2 separate regions of the Homo sapiens genome follow, and region 2 is linked to region 1. Evidence: chromatin contacts called from ENCODE Hi-C or POLR2A ChIA-PET data. All regions are on one chromosome and are shown on one strand. The core of a region is the stretch at or near the end of the contact, and the rest is flanking DNA. Distances in the headings are between cores, read along the strand shown. Region 1 holds the start of POLR1D (RNA polymerase I and III subunit D). Region 2 holds the start of USPL1 (ubiquitin specific peptidase like 1).

Region 1 (2,500 bases), core at 1-2,500:
CACAGGGCGGGAGGTGGGCGGACCAGAGGGCGGCTCCACCTATCCGAGAGCTCGGGAGGCGGGCCAGAAGGGACCCGTCACTCCCGGGTTAGAGTGAGACCACTCCGCCCTCGCCGCCCGCCTCCCCCACTCGCCCCGGGCTGTCCCCGCCGCCCGCCTGATTCCCCTGCGGAAGCCCCGCTGGCTAGGTGTCTGCGCGCACCCCCGGCCGCCGCCAAGAGTGGCACAGCTGGGGAAGGAGTGAACATCCAGAGGAATCGCGGGGCGGGGTGGGGGGAGGCCAGGAGAACAGGTGGCGCAGGGAAGCAGAAACGTAGTTGCGCTGGACAGCTGGAGTCGGGCAGGGTCGGGGCCAGCGGCGAGGGGACAAGAAGGGCCGATTCGAGAGGAAGCGCACCTGAGGGAGCACAGCGAAGGCCGGGACGCAGGGAGCTGGATGGAGAGCGAGCCTGGGCGGCGAAAGGTTGCCGAGGCGGGGGCTGGGCGCCTGGGAACAAAGGTGAGGGCGGGTTCCGCAGGTGAGGAGGTTTGAGGAGCCACTGGGGAGAAAGGGAAAAGGAAGTCTACAGCCGGAGAGGACGCGCTCTGGGGGTAGAAGGAATCCTAGGACGGAAAGGATAAGGTGGGAAACAGTTTTCTCCCAAACTCTCACTCCCCCAAAAGAGACATTTCTTTCTTGCCCTATTTTGACCCAGTTGAAAATGCAACTGCAAGCTCCCCGGTGAAACAAATACCGCCTTCAACCTTCGTATTCTGTGGTGACTCATCTCGCACGTGACCCCCCTCCCTCTTCAAGGTGTGTTGACCGACTACAGTTTAAGCCTGTCGTCCCACAAAAGGCCCGGGAGGGCCGGGGTCCCAGGAAGGGCCATCCTGGGTCAACACCGCCCCAGTTGGGAAGTCGGGCCGCTTTCGGACTTGCCACTGGGAAGGGAAGTGATTTGGGGGCGGCAGGTAAGGCCGCGCCCCTTCGCCATCACCTGGGGAAAGGTACCAGAGTTGAGCCGGGGCGCCCGCAGGCCTGTCTGGGCCTCGGGGTAAGGCGGCGCTGGCCCCGCCCCCTGCCCCTCCCGCCGCGAGTGGCCTCGCGTGGTCGCCCAGGTGAGCCGCGGGGCCGCGAGCCACCGCTCACCCCGCGTCGGGGCGGGGGCTGGGGGTGGAGCCTCATGCCCCGCCCCGCGGCTGGGCCCTGCCGCGCCGCTGCGGCTCCTCCTCCCTCCTTCCGTCCTCCGCGCCTTCCGTCGGTCGGTCCTTGCTTCCTGCTTCGCCTCCGCGCCTCGCGCTATGGGACAGAGCCCCCGATCCGCCAGCACCACCTGAGGATCCAGAAACCGCCCCAGCGATGGAAGAGGATCAGGAGCTGGAGAGGTAACGGCCGAGGAGGAGGCGGGCGGAGCGGGCCGCGCCCAAGGGGAGCGGGTGGCCGAGGGGCACGCTGCCTGGCCTGGCAGCCGGGGCCTGACTCGGGGCGCAGAGAAGAAGCATGGAGAGAGAAGTGGGGAGGAGACATGAATGTGTTTCAGTTGAGAGGCTGAGAGGTACACTAGCTATCAAGGAGGGAAGACAAGTTGGGAGACCAGAGTTAAGTATCCGAACTGCCCACCCCCGTTACAACAGCAGTGTGTAAAAATCACGCCCCGGGCCTCTGCTCCTGAGGACGGTACTCGTGCCTCTGTCCCTGTAACTACGGCTCACCTTCTTTCTATGTGCAGACTGCTCCTAAAGCCACTCTGTGCGCTGAGCTCTTTTTCTCCCTGCTGCTTGACTCCTGAACCTTCCATTCTCCTAGTTTCCTTCTCTTGCAAAATGGAAGCCGTAGTTGGGCCTGCACATTGATCATCTGTATCCTCTATTTTTATACTAGAGCAATCGGGATTTCTATGCCTTTCAACCCTCTCTTCATCCTCTAGCAGGACCAGTCCTATTCTAATCCTATCCCTTGCTTGTGACTCTACCAAAAAATATTTTTGCAAACACTTAAGTTTGTGTTTTTCTAAGAAAACTCCCCTTGTGGCCAGTGTGGATGGTCAAATGGAGCAGGGAAAAACTGGAGGCAATAAATTAAATATTTATTGATAGAGTTTGTGGAGGCAGGAAAATGAGAGGCGAATAATTCTGTGTAGCTGGAGTAGATTAATAATAATGTGTTGCAATGTGATATAGTAAATGAGAAAAAGCTAGTTACAAAACAATATTCAGTATGATCTCATTTTTATAAAAAATATGTGTGTAGAAAAATATCTGGATTGAAGACCTCAATGGCTGAAGGCGAGAGGAAGACAGCCCTGGAAATGGTCCAGGCAGCTGGAACAGATAGACACTGTGTGACATTTGTATTGCACGAGGAAGACCATACCCTAGGAAATTCTCTACGTTACATGATCATGAAGAACCCGGAAGTGGAATTTTGTGGTTACACTACGACCCATCCTTCAGAGAGCAAAATTAATTTACGCATTCAGACTCGAGGTACCCTTCCAGCTGTTGAGCCATTTCAGAG
Region 2 (2,743 bases), core at 79-2,578, 3.0 Mb after region 1:
AAACCTAACTAGCTAGATCTTAAATATACAAATACATTAACAATCTAGTAAAGCAACAGAAAAAGGTAAACAAACTAACCAGCCTATTTTTGTCTGGAGAAACCCCAACAAACTGCTGGATTCCTTGGCCATTTGCATTCAGAAGTACCAAAAACTAAAATCCTTTTTACTAAATAATTTCTTCTACACGAGACTTGTTTCCTCCACACCACCCTATCCAAATTGTCAGCATTATTCCAGAATATAATCATTTAGTTTGAGACCACTAAAAAACCCCGCAGTCCAAAATACCAATTGTGGTTTTTCTGTAAAGAAATGGTCAGAAACTACAAATTGTTATCCTAGGACACAGAACCAATCGACCAAAAGGACTTCTGGAATATGCTGCCCCCAAGATTTAGAATGCACAGGCAGAAATAGCATACGCGGTCACGATGTCCCTTAAGCCACATGACCTTCCTACGAAAGCAAAGGCTTAAACTTATCAAATGAGAACTCCCCCTTTCTCTGAAGTTAAAACAAGGCAGGGCAGCTGGAATTAGAGCAGCAGGGACAGATCGGCTGTTGACTAGTCAGAACGGGTCGTGGAATGCAAAGTCCCTGCGCTTTCGCTGCTCCCCTTACCGTGAGAAGATCTGGGAGGGAGGAAAGGAGGAGAAACACCCCAGAATCCTGGTAGAAAAGCCCCTGGCCTCGAAGATGGGCTCTAGGGAGACAGGGAGGGGCAGCTCCGTGTGTGATGACCCTTTGTGAACATGCACTCTGTGGCAGCTTCAGCTCCACCGAGGCTTTGGGAGAGCGGACTACGGATGCCCGGCGCGGCCCAGCTGTGAAGGCCGCGCCGGCGGAGAGGGTCCATGGCACCCCCGCCGGCTTCGGAAGCCCTTCCCTCTCCCACCTCCGCGGGTCACCCCAGGAACCAGCGGCTCCCGACCACGCTCGCGCGGACCACGGAACAGCGACGCGCAAGCAGGTCTCTTTCGTCAGCGTAATCCCTCCGCAGAAAGCCGCGCACTAGTTTTAATCACGCCCCACCCCCTGGCCGCTGGCGCCACCTCCGCCACTCGGGCGCTTTCCAGCAGCTTCCAGAAACGTCGCCTCCCCAAACCCAGCCACTCACACATGGCGGGCTCAGCAGCCACCGGCCCCGCCCCTCCTCGTCGCCGCAGTCGCAACTGCGTCTGCGGCCACAGGGCGGACAGCCACGCCTCTGCGGAGGGCGACCGGAAGTGCTCACGTCTTCACCTTCCCCGCCACGCCACCGTCCTTTCAGGCCCAGCGTGCAGCAGGAAGGAGGACTCTTTTGCCGCGGACTCAAGCCGGAAGCCGCCTTCCTAGTGGAGACGCGAGTGGGGGAGGAGCAGTCCGAGGGGAACGTGGGTTGAACGTTGCAACTAGGGTGGAGATCAAGCTGGAACAGGAGTTCCGATCGACCCGGTACCAAGAAGGGGAGTGCCCGCGGCAGGTAAGGGAGAAGAGGGAGGGGTTTCTTTCCGCTCTCGAAATTGGGAAAAGAGACAGAGCTGGGATGACCTATGGGGTAGTCGGCGCGCTGAAAGGATGGGCTGGGCTGGGACGGGGTTCAAGTGGGAAAGGTTGATGATTAAGGTATAGAGTTGGACTTACAGATCCGTTTGGGCGCAGAGAGGTGAACGCTGAAGAGAAACCAGAGTTTGTTTTCGTTTTCCAAGGAGCGTGGAGATGGGCAGGGTTAACGGACCCTGCGCCTCCTTCGGCTTCTTAGTTTGGGTGTTGAAACTCACCTCCTTTGGTCCTGTTCGTCTCTGATTCAAGACAGTTGGGTTTGGTACCTGACAGGGCTGGGTGCAGAAAGCTGACCCTGTTCCTCGGCTTCCAGGTCGGTTGTGGCCTCGCTTTTGACAGTTCACGTGCCGAGCCTACTCGCTCTCGGAGGGCGAGCTCAAATGGGTGGGTTTAAGGCCCCCTCTTCGAACAGCTGTTTCCCTGGGTTTCTCCATTTTGCACACAGGAGTGTGAATTAAGTTTAATTGAATACTTTTTGCGATTCCCAGGGCCACCTTGACACGTTCATTGTGCTATCTAACTGGGTTCATGCTGGGCTAATAATTCACATTAAGGCTTCTGGAGTATAAGTGGTTCACAGAAGTATGAAAAGGGGATGTTAGAAGAAAGATGCTGGGGGTGAAGTAGAGTTGAGGAAGACAGAACTGGAAAGCTAGGTTGGTTTCACAGTACAATGAGCTTTAGGTCATAATACTACCTTTAGGTTATATTGGGCTGTTTGGACGGAGTTTGCTGTAATCAGGCTAGAGTAAATAGAGAATTTTAAACTAAGCATTGACAGGCTCAGACTTGTAGAGGCATCATTTTGACAGTGATATGGAAGGGAAAGAGGTAGAGATTTGAGACCTTTCCAAAGAACTGTCCACAGAATTTGGTGACTTACTGTGCGAAGAGGGAAATAAAGAATAGGGAACAACTCAAGACTTTCTAGTCTGTGTGTTTGGAAGGATGGAGACGCCCACATTTAAGTGAGATATGGGAAGGAGGAGCAGATTGTTTTTGAAGGGAGGAAGAGCAGTTACTTAGGGTCAAATTAAGTTGTAAAATCCCCCCCGGGATTTTGTATGTAAGTCAAAGTGAATTGTATTTGGAAGAAGAACTGGGGAGCCCACCTCTGGTATTTTTTTTATGTCCCTCATATGGACAAATAAACCTCTGGTATTAAATGAATTTTCTTTTGGGGGATTCTATATATTCG

The links. A loop is a pair of places that touch in the nucleus more often than their neighbours do. ChIA-PET counts read pairs that join two places held with the same protein, here RNA polymerase II (POLR2A). Pooled maps may share reads with other maps.
Region 2: a map of CD4-positive, alpha-beta T cell shows a loop between it and region 1 (18-fold over the local background). The contact joins the promoter of USPL1 here to the promoter of POLR1D in region 1. A Hi-C loop is called at or near these places in 4 of 168 maps with a recorded cell type or tissue (CD4-positive, alpha-beta T cell, CD8-positive, alpha-beta T cell and naive thymus-derived CD4-positive, alpha-beta T cell), 2 of 37 single-sample maps with no recorded cell type and 12 of 50 pooled maps. POLR2A ChIA-PET finds 5 or more read pairs at or near these places in 1 of 52 experiments (CD4-positive, alpha-beta T cell).

Annotation. Positions count from the first base shown.
Region 1 is chr13:27,620,642-27,623,141 of GRCh38, forward strand. It overlaps POLR1D (RNA polymerase I and III subunit D), which reads left to right and starts at 1,251. Exons shown (of 2, transcript NM_015972.4): 1 at 1,251-1,368; 2 at 2,234-2,500. The coding sequence starts at 1,343. It also overlaps a transcript of LNX2 not described here. RefSeq lists silencers at 1-327, 948-1,507 and an enhancer at 1-644.
Region 2 is chr13:30,616,592-30,619,334 of GRCh38, forward strand. It overlaps USPL1 (ubiquitin specific peptidase like 1), which reads left to right and starts at 1,329. Exons shown (of 9, transcript NM_005800.5): 1 at 1,329-1,465. It also overlaps a transcript of HMGB1 not described here. RefSeq lists enhancers at 727-796, 817-956, 1,007-1,336, 1,357-1,406.